2 separate regions of the Homo sapiens genome follow, and region 2 is linked to region 1. A link is a loop called in an ENCODE intact Hi-C map of the cell type or tissue named here. Cell type or tissue: MCF 10A. All regions are shown on one strand. Links, peaks and the distances in the headings refer to the core of each region. The heading gives the core; the rest is flanking DNA.

What was found. A loop is a pair of places that touch in the nucleus more often than their neighbours do. Peaks named below come from ENCODE experiments on the same cell type or tissue, not always from the same donor. Only the 100,000 strongest peaks of a DNase experiment are listed, where the experiment ranks them.
Region 2: a loop joins it to region 1, with 30 times the contacts of the local background. A loop is called at or near these places in 6 of 110 quality-filtered maps.

Annotation. Positions count from the first base shown.
Region 1 is chr5:171,908,132-171,915,861 of GRCh38, reverse strand. It overlaps FBXW11 (F-box and WD repeat domain containing 11), which reads left to right. Exons shown (of 14, transcript NM_001378974.1): 3 at 1,457-1,519; 4 at 5,065-5,290. Among named protein-coding and RNA genes, the nearest start is that of FBXW11, 95 kb to the left of the region's middle. In MCF 10A, for the core only: a CTCF peak has its summit at 3,530 (motif pointing left); a DNase peak (open chromatin) is centred at 3,531.
Region 2 is chr5:172,692,770-172,700,499 of GRCh38, reverse strand. LOC107986479 (a long non-coding RNA gene) reads left to right here and starts at 76. Exons shown (of 3, transcript XR_001742997.1): 1 at 76-384; 2 at 2,780-2,924. RefSeq lists enhancers at 2,564-2,623, 2,694-2,853. In MCF 10A, for the core only: a CTCF peak has its summit at 2,809 (motif pointing right); a DNase peak (open chromatin) is centred at 2,849.

The DNA.
Region 1 (7,730 bases), core at 991-5,990:
AGTCTATCATTGATGGACATTTGGGTTGGTTCCAAGTCTTTGCTGTTGTGAATAATGCCACAGTGAAAAGTAGCATCTTCAAATCGGAGAGTGAAGTAATGTTTTTTGGAATACCCATTATGCACTAAGCATTGTGTAGGGCAGTCTCCATCCCCACAACAACTCTGTGTGTTTGTATTTGTTCCCATGGTAAAAGAACTTGCTCAGGCTCACACACACACACACACACACACACACACACACACACAGAATGAGTGACCAAATCAGGAATCCAACTTCTCTTTGGCTTCAAAGCCTTTGACTTTCCTACTCCATCATACTGCATTCCTGATCAGAGCCAGTTTTGTGACCTGTAGAGCAGCTAGTGTTCAGTGGTGATTCTTACATCATTACCTACATTGGTATTTTCAAATGGATTGTTTGGAAATACTGTATAAATAGTCCAAACATTTTAGGACTTGTAGAACATAAAGGAAAAATAGGGAAAATTTGAGAGAGGCTTATTCCCTAAAGACAACAAACAGGATCTTGTAAAACACTGATACCTTAAATAGATCTATAATATCCTTTTGAATAATACTATGAGACAAATGTTGTTTAAATTTTATACCCCAGTCTTATAATTTTAGGTTTTGGAAGGAATTTAGAGAGACTGCTATCCATAAATGAGTTGTTACTCTTTTCAGAGCACAACTAGCCCACTTCCCCTTCTCATTAAGTTTCCATTTAGCCATTAGGTGGGAGCTTCAAAAGGGAAAATCCAATCATGTATAATCTCTAGTTAATGGGCATCTATTGAGCGACTGGATCACCAGAAAGAATAATTACACAGTACCTCTTTGTGCAGTAAGCACAAAAATCAAAAGCTAATGCATTCCCAAGGCAAGCCAGATTGTTACTGGCTAACAGCATCCTCCTCTTCAGGGAGAAGGTTGGGGCACCCGCTATGCTTGCTAGCAGAGATTGCAAAGCCATTCCAGAAAAACAAGGCTATCAGGGGAGGAAAGACGAAGGCAGGGGGGCTTCCAAGGCTTTGCTACTTCTAATTGCGGATTCCTTGGGGTGCATTACTGAATAGCAGACCTTCTAGTAAATGTTTTGTGCAATCATCGGAAACCTCATGGGTCTTTGGAATTTCTTGTCACAAGTACAAAAACAGTGATGACGGAGGTTGAGCCTCAGCCTTACTCCCACAATTTAGCCTTTTTTTCTAAGCACACCCAACCTTTGTAAATAATGACTTTATGCTTGCTTTTGTCTAACCACTAACTTTATCGATTTATGAAAGATGAGCACATCTCCCTTGACCCAAAATGGCATGTGTTAGCCACAAAGCCAAATAGTTCTTGGGTTTGTATTGGTACACTCTAGTTTGGGTTTTCAAAATTATTTATTGTAGTTATTTAGGATTTGCAAAACTTGGTATAATTCAAATAACCTGTTTTTCCCCCCCTAGAACACTTCAGTTATGGAAGATCAAAATGAAGATGAGTCCCCAAAGAAAAATACTCTTTGGCAGGTAGGAATGACGGCGCACAGATTAGATAGCAACTGACTTACTGTAGATAGGATGCTCCCTCAGTTAATGTCCTCAGTGGAATCAAGAGCCAAGCATTTTGTTTTCTTTTGTGCAGTTTTGCTAGTTTCAGAATCCACCCTAATTTATCTTCATTCCATAGGGAATTGTCATTACAAATATGCTAAATAATTTTGGAGTTTCCACAAAGATTCTGAAGTTGGCTGTAGCCTAAAATGTTCTGTCTGTGGCCTCTGCCTAAGCCAAAGATGGACAGTGATGGCATCCTTTGTCACCAGAATGGCACCATGCCACACACCAGTGTATACATGGATGACCTTTTCTCCTTTTGCTCTCAACCTTTACTCTTCTCTCCCATTTCCATTGGTTTGCCTTTTCCTTTTAAGCTTGTCTCCTTCTCCCTTGGCTCTAGTTTAAGGTTTGCCAGTTTTCTTCCCAATTTCCCAGGTTGTGTGTGTGTGTGTGTGTGTGTGTGTGTGTGTGTGTGTGTGTGTGTGTGTGTGTGTATGTGTGTGTGGTTGGGGGTTTGGGGAGCAAGCAAAGTTTCACGATTTGGTGGTTTATCAACCATGCTGGTACACATGGCTTTCCCCTTCATGAAGACAGGATTAAAAGCAAAACAAATCTAAATCTGAAGATAATAATGTAAAAATAAATTCTCTGGGTTCATTTGATTTGAAACTGAAAAGATAGATTAGTTAGCAGGAACAAAGTGCATCCAACACATTTAAGAGGAAATGAAGCAAAGAAAAACAATGCTAGGAAGAGCTTGCTGGGCTGAGCACGTGGCTGGAAATAGCATATTGAAAATGTGCTATAGAATAGTGCACATGCTGTTATTTTCTTCTTAACACTGTGTACAGACTGAGTTTTGTACCCTCCACGTTTATTATTTTGCAGTGGGATGCTCTTCATTTACTATGATTTTTCAATTGGCAGTGGTTCTTCACACTTTAGCTTTCAGTTTTTCTTTCATTTATCTTTCAGTCAACTAGTTAATAGTTATACAAACACTCTAGGGAGGCCAGATGATTAGGAACTTATCTGTAAATAAAATAACACTTTTGTTTATCAAATGAATTAATGGCTGTGAAAGTACTTTGTAAATTATAAAGCAGTACACAAATGCAAGTTGTTATCATTATATTTAACCTGTTATGAACCATTATTTTGGCAAGTTATTTGGAATCAAATATAGAAATAAAGGGGGAAGGAAAGCATACATAGTTTTTTTTCTTAAGATAAGGCACTTTTGAGATTTTGATGTATATCCTTTACTCTGTCATGGTGTGTTCCCCTTGTCATGAATTACTGTGATCATAATGTTTTATAAAATCCTGGATCTTGCCTTTTGTTTCTTGATATTATTTCATAAGCATGTTCTGTTGCTATAAAAATATTACTTTTTTTTTTTTTTGACGCAGTCTTGCTGTGCACCCCAGGCTGGAGTGCAGTGGTGCAATCTCAGCTCACTGCACCCTCCGCCTCCCAGGTTCAAGCATTTCTCCTGCCTCAGCCTCCTGAGTAGCTGGGATTACAGGCGCCCACCACTATGCCTGGCTAATTCTTTTTGTATTTTTAGTAGAGACAGGGTTTCACCATGTTGGCCAGAGTGGTCTCGAACTCCTGACCTTAAGTGATCCAGCCAACTTGGCCTCCCAAAGTGCTGGGATTACAGGCATGAGCCACCATGCCTGGCCAAAATCTTACTTTATATGCTAGTTTTAGTGGCTTACATTATAGCTCTTAATGGTGATGAGTTAGAATTTGTTTTAAATAGTTGCCTGTAATTGGGCAGTTATTTCTAACTTTTCCTTGTTATATTGTGGTGGACATTCTTATGCTTAAAGCAACTTAGATGCCCCTTATTCTTGCCAATATTCATCACAGCAAAGACTTTTCATCTCTGTTTTGAACTCTTATTTTTTGGATCTGTTAAGACTCAAATGTCTTAGTAAAAGCAAAATTTCAAAATCCTTGTTCAATGCTTCCCCCTGGTGGTACCTGGTGTCAGTGAGCTTTTCCTCACCCAAGATACAAGGGAAGAAACATTCCTCGACAGTGGGGCGCTAGGATAAATTGAGTGGAAGATAGATGCCTTCCCATCTCATACCTCTAAATATGGACATAAGAACTTCAGACAAGATTTTGTGTGAAGGAAAACTGAAGACTCCTTTGGATATTTATAAAGGATGTTTTCTCTGGGATGGATTTAGTCCACTTTAAGTTAGGGGACATACTGATAGTGAAAGCTCTTGGTTCATTCCATGTAAGACTCCTGAGATAAGTTCCTAACGGAATTAATAGGTATTTGTAATTCAGCTCTTCAGTTCTTAGAATTATCTTTTGTGTTATTTTTTCTGGTATTATGTATGAGGAGGCTGTCAGAATAGTGGTCAATAGATAGCTTGACAAATGTTTGACAAAAGTATTGAGGTTATTTTGTTTTTAGACAGGGAGGTTACTGCACTTCATAGTAGTTGTGGTTTGAGTCTAGTGATTGAGATTATTTTTAATGTTACTGTCCAGATGCAGTGTATGTAGTTTCAGTTTTAAAAAATATGTACTGATTTTATGTAAGGACTTGTAGGAAGATTTGATGAGAAATGCATTGTTAGTATAAGAGTCTGTGAGTTGTCCATAAACCACCTACGTAAGATGCAGAGCTTTTCAGGTATACATGGTTTATTTACCTTGGGTCACTTTCTGAGAAGGTAATCAAAAGAAGGATGGGAAAGTCTAAACCGTTCTGCCAGATTAGTAGCCCTGGGAAAGTATGGAGGAGATTGAAACTGTTGGGTAAAATGAAGCTTTTTGGATTGAATTGCTTTCAGGTTTCAACACAACACAGCTTATCTTTGTTATATAGACCTGTGGTTCTCAACATGTGGTCCCTAAAGTGTAGTCTCTGGACGGGTGGCATCAGCATTGCTGGGAAACTTGTTAGAAATAGAAATTCATGGGCTCCACTCCAGACTAATAAAACCGAAACCTCTAGGGTGGGACCCAGCAATCTGTGTGTTTAACAATCCCTCCTGTTATTCTGATGCTAGCTCAAGTTTGAGAACCATTAGCATAAATGTATGTAGCATTAACTTTGAACTTTGAGGAAGTAAAACAAACTGTTAATAATCAGTTGCCACTTTGCCAAGTTGAGCAGTTTCTCTAAGATGGTTATCTCCAGCATTAGCTATCTTTGGAGATGATAATTCATATATATCCCGTGTATAGAGATACCCAGTATATACCTTTGGAGCATCATTTTGTAGTAAGCATTGGAAAATGATAATTTAAGGTGCCTTTTAGAAATAGCTACAATTTTGGCATTTCCTGTAGTGACTAATTTGAGGACACAGACCCTGAATACATTTTTAATTCCTGAATGAATTAGTAAAGGAATGAGTTTGGCTTTAGGGTAAAAGTGGCATTTTAAGATTAAATACACAGGGTGAAAAATATTTCTAATGAAATATTAATTAGGTTTCTTTCCTTGTTAAACTAATTTTTTTTTTGTTTTTCTAAAATAGATAAGTAATGGAACATCATCTGTGATCGTCTCCAGAAAGAGGCCATCAGAAGGAAACTATCAAAAAGAAAAAGACTTGTGTATTAAATATTTTGACCAGTGGTCTGAATCAGATCAAGTGGAATTTGTGGAACATCTTATTTCACGAATGTGTCATTATCAGCATGGACATATTAACTCTTACCTGAAGCCCATGTTGCAGCGGGACTTTATTACCGCTTTACCAGGTAACTGTACTTGTCTTTTCAAAAGCTGAGCAGTTGAAGAATGCCCGGCCCAAGGACCTAGGTGGATATTTATGAAATGATTGAATGAGTACTGTGTGAGGCAGCATTTCTTTGGGACGCATACTTTAATATATGGAACTCGAGGAATTATAATTTAGTATCTATCTAGGAAATATAGGCAGTATCTTTAATAATGTTCATTCCTGGCCAGGCGCAGTAGCTTAACAGCTGTAATCCCAGCACTTTGGGAGGCTAAGGCAGGTGGATCACTTGAGGTCAGAAGTTTGATACCAGCCTGGCCAACATGGTGAAACCCTGTCTTTACTAAAAGTACAAAAATTAGCCGGGGGTGGTGGCAGATGTCTGTAATCCCAGCTACTCAGGAGGGTGAGGTGGGAGGATAGCTTGAACCCAGGAGGTGGAGGTTGCAGTGAGCCGAGATCATACCACTGCACTCCAGCCTGGGTAACAAGAGCGAGACTCTGTCTCAAAAAAAAAAAAAAAAAAAAAGTGTTCATTATTGGTCATAACTGTTGCTTCATTTGGTCTGTTGAATGAGTTAATGATATGCTTTTTATTTTGATGTAGTTTAGAGTCTGCACTTTGCCTTTGTATGTAATTTTAAAAAAACTGGTACTCTTTTCCCTTCAAACATAGTTTGTATGTTTGGGAAGTGTCCCAAAAGTTTAGGGCATTCATTTGTATCTGAAGTGGCACTTAAGGAATGGCAAAAATACATTGGGAAAACTGGTAGCATGTCTTTATTATATTTCTCAAAAGCTGTTTCTGCATCCTCTCCCTCACTACTGTCTTCCCATATATGTCTCATACACACATAGGTGTGTACATGCACGCGCGCACGTGCACACACACACACACACACACATCTGGTTAAATTTACTTTGATTTTTAAAAGTAGACTTTATATTTTTAGAGCAGTTTGAGGTTCAGATCAAAATTGAAGGGAAAATGCAGAGAATTCCCATATTCACATAACCCGTTCCCTCAGCCTGCCCCACTATCAGCATTGCACAGCAGAGCAGTACATTTGTTACAATTCATGAACCTAAGCTGACACATCATTATTACCCCAAATTCATAGGTTACATTAGGGTTTACTCTTGCTGTTATTCATTTTGTGGGTTTGGTCAAATGTCTAATGACATATATCTGCCTTAAGAGTCTCCTACAGAATGGTTTCACTGTGCTCCACCTATTTATTTCCCTTTGATTTTTAAAAAATAATTTAAAATTTGCTGTGTTCTGTACCACCTTTTTGTTTTTCTCAACGAGGTGGCATCTTGCTGTGTGGGCCAGGCTGGCCTTGAGCTCCTGGGCTCAAGTGATACTCCTACCTCAGCCTCCTGAGTAGCTGGTACTACAGGCATGCACCACTGTGCTGAACTCCCCTTTGAATATGATTAATCATGAATTTTTTTCTGTTTCTATATTGTTTTTTAAAAAATTCTCAATTTAAATTTGGCTAGGTAAGATATAGAGATTTCACTCCTATAGAGAATGCTGGCCAGAATGTTTTCCTCTGATGTGGCCAGTGTAGTGTGTGGTTAAAATTGCCATGTCAAAATAAGCCTAGAAGTAGCCAGGGATGAGCCAGTACCATTACCACAACCCTAGCCCTTGTCAGAGCTACAGGATAGCTTCTTAAAGAGTAGCTCCTCCCTTAGCCTATCTGTGATTTATAGAACATCAGGACTCCGTGTTCTAAGTACTTCCACAGCAAACAAGACTCATGTTCTAAGTACTTCCACAGCAAACAAGACCCAGGCTCAGGCCTCAGGCCTGAAACCTGAGGCTGCAAATTGACAAACCAGCTTCTGATTTCTAATCTCTCTTCCAAAACGTGTAAGTTTACCTTCTACAATGGGAGTTTTAAGGATATTTGAGAGTTAGCTTAGAAAAATTTGACACTGCCGTTCTTTTTATGCTGAAATCTAGCATGACTTGCTCATTTCTTCCATTAGAATCTCTAGGAAAGCAAAACGTAAATCCTCTCTTTCTAGAATCATACTATTTAATTGCTGAAGGGGATCTTAGCCATCACTTAGTCCTGTTTTTCATTGTGTAGATTAGGAAGCCAAGGAGAAGTTAATTGGGTGAGATGCCCAGAATCACACATCTTGATTATAGTGGTGGTGATGTGAATGATGGTAGGGGTTGGTTCAAAAATTAGTACAACGGCTAAGGAAAATTCCTTAAATTGGCCCCAAGTACTGAATGTAAGGATTACAACTCAGTTCAATAATTCTCACTTTTAATTATGAGGGAGGGATCCAGGGAGGGGGAGATGGAGACATGCTTTTGATTGCGTGAGAGAGAATTACAGGTGAATGGAAGTAAGATGAGGCATGTACATATGATGCAGCTTCTCTGTATGTGCAGAACTCAAACCCAGAAACCTATAGAATCAGACTGCATCTCA
Region 2 (7,730 bases), core at 912-5,911, 780 kb before region 1:
TCCCAAAGCAGCCCCGGCATTCCGTAGAGAAGGGCTGGGCCCTTTACACCCTCATTTATCCAGGAAGGAGGGGTGGGCCCTTCTCATTTACCCATGAAGGAGGGGTGGGCGGAGCCTGGCAGCTGTCGCTTCTCTCTACAGCAGGGGTGGGCTCTTTAAGGTCTTTAAGCTCTTTAAGGGGTGGGAGTCTCATAACTTCACTGGAGCCAGAGCATGCCGAGAGAGGCAAACTCTTGGCGGTTTGGGGTTATTCTCCACCGGTTCCTGGAGATCCGAGGGTAGCAAGTGCCAATGGCTGTGCTGGGGTCACAGAGCTTACAGAGCTCCTATCTTATCCACACCCAGGGCATGGCGCCTTCTTCCCTGGCAGACAAGTAGGGAATGGTAAGCGGTCCTTGGAAATTCTCTTGTGATTTAATTTGACTTAACTTCTTAGCATTAGTAGGTCAATTTTGCAATTTATTAGGCAAACCACACCCCTGGGGAGAGGCTTAGCAGCTGAGAGCGTGTTTTCTATTTTATGTGAGGGAGGAAAGGAAAGCCAAAAGAATTATTTAAAAAGAAATATTCAAAAGCAATCCTCAAGGTGGAGTTCAGCATCCTCTCCAAACCAGCTTCTTCTATACCTTTTGTTGTTACTGTGGTTATTGGCCTGATGGGCCACCCAAGCTGGAATAAGCTGCCCCTGGGCCTTCGCTGTGCTCTTCCATCTGCCTGGCAATCTTCCTTCCTCTTCTCCACCTGGAGGCTATCACGCGCCCCCTTCAAAATGCTCCTCCAAGTTTCCTCTTCCTGGACACCTCCCCTGACCCTCTCAGGTTAGTCAGGGCTCCCACGATGTCCTGGTTTTACCCTCGCCAGAACACTGGCCATTCTGTTGTAACATCTGCTTCCATTTCTGGCCCTGGCCCCTGGCAATGAGGATGGTGAGAGCAGAGATTTGTCGTGTTAGATTGATTTGCTAATTCACTGGGCTCTACTTTGTCCACTGTCTTTTATTTTTTATTTTGTGAGATGGGGTTTTGCTCTTGTTGCCCAGGCTGTAGTGCAATGGCATGATCTCAGTTCACTGCAACCTCCACCTCCCTGGTTCAGGTGATTCTCCTGCCTCAGCTTCCTCAGTAGCTGGGATTACATGTGCCCGCCACCACACCTGGCTAATTTTTGTATTTTTAATAGAGACGGGCTTTCGCCATGTTGAGCAGGCTGGTCTCGAACTCCTGACCTCAGGTGATCTGCCCACCTTGGCATCCCAAAGTGCTGGGATTACAGGCGTGAGCCCCACGGCTGGCCTGACCATTGTCTTTAGAGGACTGTCTCCTCTTGTCAGTTCTTTTTTTATGTCCTTATCCAGGCCTTTGTTGCATTAAACAATAATAACTTTTTTCTTATTATAACAATAAATGTTTCTTATAGAATTTAAAATTTTTCTTACATGTAGAGAAGCAAAAGAAGAAAATTAAACCACTTTTATTTCACCCTCATTGTACTTCCATCCAGATGACTTTTGTTAACATTTTGGTACATTCCTTCAGCCTTTTATTCCCATGACTAATTGTTCATGTATATTTTAATGTTATCATATGGTATATATGATTTTGTAGCTTTTAAATTTTTTTACTTAACAACGTATCGTTAATATTCTTCTCGTACTGAAGTTGGTCCAGGGAGATACAGTCCCAGATCTTGCTGTAAGGCTGGACCTCAAGCTGGGAGAATATGACTCTGGGCACGCCAGGGCTACCGTGTGCAGAGGCAGTGAGAGAGGAGGATGGTGCTATCATCATTCGCAACCCATTTAGTCCAACAGCTTTCAGCACCCCACAGCCAGTAAATACTTTGCACTGAGACTGATACAGGCCAGTTGTGCTGGGTTTCTGCTACTCCTGCTTGAAAGGCGGAACCTACAGAGGTTTCCAATCTACAGAGCTTGTCACAAACCCAGAGCAAACTTCTCTCTTTTTTTTTTTTTGAGACAGAATCTGGCTGTGTTGCCCAGGCTGGAGTGCAATGGTGCAATCTCGGCTCCCTGAAACCTCTGCCTCCTGGATTCAAGCGATTCTCCTGCCTCAGCCTCCTGAGTAGCTGGGATTACAGGCGCCCGTCACCACGCCCGGCTAATTTTTGTATTTTTGGTAGAGACGGGGTTTCATCATTTTGGCCAGGCTGGTCTCGAACTCCTGACCTCAAGTTATCCACCTACCTCGGCCTCCAGAAGTGCAGACGTGAGCCACCGTGCCCTGCCCCAGAGCAAACTTCTTTTGAACCAGCTGGGGCATAAATATCTCAAGCACTGGGGAGGCACTTTTTTTTTTTTGATGGCCAAAGGTGCAGTTTTAGCTGCATTGTCATTTCTGTCTATCTTTGAGGGTTTAAAAATATTGCATTTTCCTCCCCTACTTGTTTTATTCTAATGTGCCCGGCACAGGGTCAGACGTGCGGGTTAAACGGAGCGGGTCAGGTCAGTAGGACCGGAGTAAAGAAACGTCGTGTCCATGTGCCATCCTCCCAGCATTGCAGGGGCGGGGAGATCCTTTCCCAGCCCCAGCCCCAGCCCACCACACCCTCAGCTCCAGTCCACCCCCAAACGCAGACTTGACCCCAGACCCAGACTCAATGTCACCCTGACGTGCCTCCTCAAGGTTACCCAGATCCACAAGGCCATTTGCAGGAGTCTGGCTTCCCGGTCGTTGCGGCTTCTGCAGGATGCGCTCGGGGGGATGGTAGGGGGTGTAAATCTGTCCAGCACCTGGACCTTGACCAATGTCTTTCTGCTCAGGTCTTTGCCACTTCTCACCGTGGCCACTAGAGAGCGACAGTGCTCCATCTTCTAGAAAGAAACCGTCCAATCCCCGCGCCTTCTGCCGAGGAGCCTGGCGAGCCACCTCCCTGAACTTCAGGACTTTCAGTTTCACTCCCTTATGGTGAGGGCGCGGAAAGGGAAGCCCGAGGGGACGGGGCCCTTACCCAGGATCACTCCCAGCCCAGGCCGTTTCATTGCCCTTTGCCTGTCCGTCCATCCTTTCCTGGGAGGCCAAGGGGAGCTTGCCCTGTGGGAGGAAGCCTGCTCAGGAGCGCCAGCCAGCAGGGTCGTGTGAACCTCTTGGAGAAAGGCTGGTTTGTTGCAGAAGGCAAATGTCTCTTGGGACCTTTGCCCCCACCCTGGAGGGCTCCTCCAGCACGGGGCCCATCAGCTTCTGCGTTTGGGCAGCTCCTTTCTGCAGGGAGTGCTCAGGAGGAGCTTCTGCCTGCCAAGGGCTGTCCAGCATCTAAGGTCCAGCTCGGGTAGTACCTTGCGGGAGGCTCCCCCAAGCCGGGTCTGTATTCATAACACCTCCAGATGAAATAACTCCAGGGTGGAAAGATAGCAAGGTCAGCCGGGAGGGATGGCCCTGGAGTAGGTTCTAGACAGCCCTGGGACCACCTGTCAGAGGGACAGAGGCAGAAGGGAGTCTGCCATTGCTCAGAGTCATGTAGGGAACTCTTTTTGTGCTGATCAGGGGTGGGGTGGCACCAGAAAAAGGAGACGGAGTCAGCGTGGGAAACTGCGGGCAGATGGGGAAGCCAGAGAGGGTTCCTGGGAACATCCTGGTGTTTCTTTCCTGGGGTGGCCGTGGCAATCTCTCAGAGCCCCATCTCCATCCCTCTGAGGTGGGGTGGTTGTCCCTGGGGAACCCAAAGTGGGCTTGGGCCAGCGTTGAGGCTGGGGGGGCCAGCGTGGCTGCAGGCAGCTCCCCGCTCAGCTCAGTTGGGGAAGGCTTGGTGCTTCCCACGCCCCTCCTGGAATGCGGGGCTGCTCCTGGGAGTTGAGCAAAAGTGTGGCTTTCCCCTTGGAGTCTGAGGTCGGTCAGCCTCCCAGGCCTGGGGCCAGCGCTCTTGACTGGGAACCAAGACAAGCAAGGGGCGGGGGCCTGGGCCAGCCCCGAGGCCTGGCACGACCCCACCAGCAGATCACCACTCCGGTTCATTCTTTGTGGAAGGGAGGTGTGCTAATGCCAGAAATTCCACGCTGGGTGTGGGTGAGGGGTGTACACACTAAGACTCTCCTGTTTGGTAGACCCTGTGTTGGGAGCCGGGGATGCGCCGCGTCACCTGCAGATGCTGCTGACAGTGTCGCAGGGCAGGCTCACTGAGGTGGCACGGGAGGCCCAGGAGGTTGTAGGAGGATGGAGGCAGCCCCTGGCCCAGATGGGACAGGGGAGGGCATGGGCGAGGGGTAGCTGGTGTAGCAGGGTCTAGAATACTCCTAAAAAACATTTAGCACCTGCTATATGCCAGCCACTTTCTGACACAATTTGACACCCCTCTTCCTTCGAAGCTGCAGAAACTGAGGTTCAGAGAGGGTATGTAACTTGCCCAAGATCCCACAGCACAGGCAGGCCTGTCCCCTCAGCTGGAGGGAACTCACCCACCACACTAGACCCCATCACACTGGAAACCCCAGCTCAGAGCTAAGATGCCAGGATGCAGCCTCCTAAGGGCTGAGGGAGGGTGTGGTCTTACAGGGCCCACGTAGGGGCCACGAGGGGGAGGCTCAGAAGGGGGCATCCCCATCGTGCAGCTACAGGGGGCACATTCACGTAAAGTTTGGTATGTGAGAGGCACCCTTAGGAAGCCCAGTGGGGAGGGCAGGTCCTCTGCTGGCTGGGGCAGAGCATGGATGTGAACTCAGTTAGGCCGGCCCAGCCCTCCTAAGCAGGCCCACATGCTCCTGAAAGGATGGCCAAGGTCTTCGCTGGCCAGTCGGAGAGTCAGGAGAGTCAGGCTGTCTGTCTGGGGAGAAGGGTTTAGACCTGGGAAGGCCCAAGCTGAGAGGGGAGGAGGCTGACGAAAGGGGATCAGGCTGCCTGAGGCATTTCGTTTTGATGCATCTCCTCCCCAACACACCCCACTGCTGGGCTTCTGGAAGCTTCTCCATAGGTGTATTTAACAGCCAAGGTCGGGGTTCTGTTCCCATAGCTCGATGCCTGGAATAATCGTGTTTTCCACATCCCTGTGTGGGAGCTTCCAAGAGCTGGGAGATCAGAGCCTGAAGGGAAAAGCAAATATTCCCTGTCCCTGGAATTGAACGGATAGGCATTGTGTGAGTCAGGACACAGCTGATGTTCTTCTAGAAAAAGCCCTTCGAGGTGCTGAATCTGGCTGTTTTTTTCTTGTCCTTTTCTTCTTACTCTCCTTCCTCCTTTCCCTCCCCCTCCTCCTGACAATGTACCCACAGACATGCTGTGATGTGGTGGAAAGAGCCAGGCCTGGTTCAAATCCTGGCCCCACAGCTCCTAAGCAGTGTGATGTGGGGCAGCCCCTTCCCCTCCCTGTAAAATGGGACCGTAATACAATGGGTGGCTGGTGGGAGTCTGTGAAATCACAGCTGCAAATGTTCTAGGCCCATTTGCACTTGGGAACCAGGGGGTCTAGGTCCAAGGACATAATTACAAACAGAAAGCGAAGAAACTTTTTGTCTTTGAGAGGCCATATAAAGTAGGAGAAAGTTACTGATTCCTTCTCAGTCTTGGCTTCTTGCCTGTAAAATGAAGGTAATGATGGAGCCACTTCAGAGAACTGTTGTGAGGATTTACTGATGTCATGGATGTCCTTTGCACACACTAAGTGCTTATTAAATGATCTGGTATTATTATCTTTCTGGAGGATTTCTTGTCCTGCAGGAACTCAGGGAATGAGAAAAAGGGATTTGCATGCACAATAGTGAACCCCCACCGCACCAGGCTAGGTGCACCGCAGGTGGCAGGGGCTGGTGAGGGCCAGCGCACGGGCTGTGTGCACTGCAGCATGGGAGGAGGAATTGGATGTGCCAGGGAACATGGCTCAGGTGTTGGTAAGAACACACAGGGCCAGGAGAAAGAAGGATGCCTAACTGCATCGCTAAATGATCCCGAGCCCTCGTGGCCTGAATTGGATCGTTCCCACAGCTTCAGAAGTGCACTGGTCTAAACATGTCTGTTTAGGGGTCTGCCTTCCCCTCCAGATTGGTTGGTTCTTGAGGGTAAGGGCCATACCATACCTAGTTTTGTATCAGGTGTGGGCATGTGACAGGTTCAGGGATTGAGCTTTTGATCCAAGGAGTCAAAGGAGAGACAGCACTGGGACTTTTCCCGAAACTTTTTTAAAGGGTCACTAAACTGGCATGATATGAGTCACTGGAGGTTGTTCTGGTTGCTGCAAAGGGAGAGTCTGCCTGAGAGTGCCATCAGCTCAGAGGAAGGCAGAACTGAGAGACAGAGGCAGAGGCCTGACAACATCATGTGAATACCCGGATCTAGCTGTTCCTGAAGCTAGACTGATCTGTTCTGGGCGTGAGTCAGTACATTCTGCCCGCTCTTTTTTTTTTTTTTCTTAAATTGGGTTTCAGTCTCTTACAATGCAGTGGGCCTAGATTAATATGACCTTTTTTTCTTTTCTTTTTTGAGATAGAGTTTTGCTCTTGTTGCCCAGGCTGGAGTACAGTGGCACGATCTCAGCTTACTGCAACCTCCGCCTCCTGGGTTCAAGCCATTCTCCTGCCTCAGCCTCCTGAGTAGCTGGGATTACAGGTGCACACCACCACACCTGGCTAATTTTTTGTATTTTTAGTAGAGACGAGGTTTCACCATGTGGTCCAGGCTGGTCTCGAACTCCTGACCTCAGGTGATCCACCCGCTTTGGCCTCCAAAGTGCTGGGATTACAGGCTTGAGCCACCACGCCTGGCCCTACCTTTTTTTCTTTATTCAAAAAAGTTTTGATTATCAGATAGCGTCTGTGAAAATGTTGCCTGGTCCAGTAGAAGGACATAGCGTTGTGGGAAGGAAATCTGGAAGGGGAGAAAGGATCCTGGGTTTTGGACAGACTCGGCCCCTCACTAAGACTTTGGTAAAGGGGTGCGAAATGTGTCTCTGAAAGATTTTGCCTTGACTCTGGAGCAGGCCCACCTGGGGGCCAATCCTACTTTGACTTTGGCCTCCTTGCCTGTAAAATGAGAACACTATTGTGAAGATCCATTGTGAGAATGTGTGAGAACCATGGTTTGTGCTGCTTGATAAATGCTGGTTTCTCTTATCCCATTGCTTCCTAAAACTCAGTGTCACCAAGCCAGGCTCTTCTAACCATCCAGAAGGAGCAGGCCTGGGCAGCTCCCTCTCCTTGTTCACCCCATTCCCCTACTCCCAGCTCCCACTCCTGCTACCACTGCCATGTTCCACCCCAGAAATTTGGGCCCCAAAACCTAGCCTGGAGGAAGCCCAACCAAACTGGTCAGCCTGGCCTGGCCTCTGCTAGAAACGTACAGGTCCTTATCTCCACCGGACTAAATTTGGATCTTAAACTCACAGACAATCAGCCTGGGAATTCCTGACAAATTCCAGCAAGGGCCAGCTGTTCTCTTTGGCTTTTGCAGAGTAGGGAGATCATTTTTTCCAAGTAACAAGTTTAAATGAAAAGTCATACTTGCTCATTATAGAAAATTTGGGAAATTTGGGAAATTTTCTATAATGAGCAAGTATGAGAAAAAGGCACCAATAAGGCCATCACTCAGACACAGCCCTCATGGACATTTCACTCCTTTCTTTCTGGTCTTTCCAATGCATGGGTAGGTTTTTGGGCTGTTGGTGTTTTTGTTTTTTTTTTCATCTGTGAGATCACGGTGTATGTGCAATTTTATATCTTGATTTTTTTTTTAACCACACTTTAACATAAACCCGTTCCTGTGTTACAAACTAACAATTGTTGCTTGGTGCTG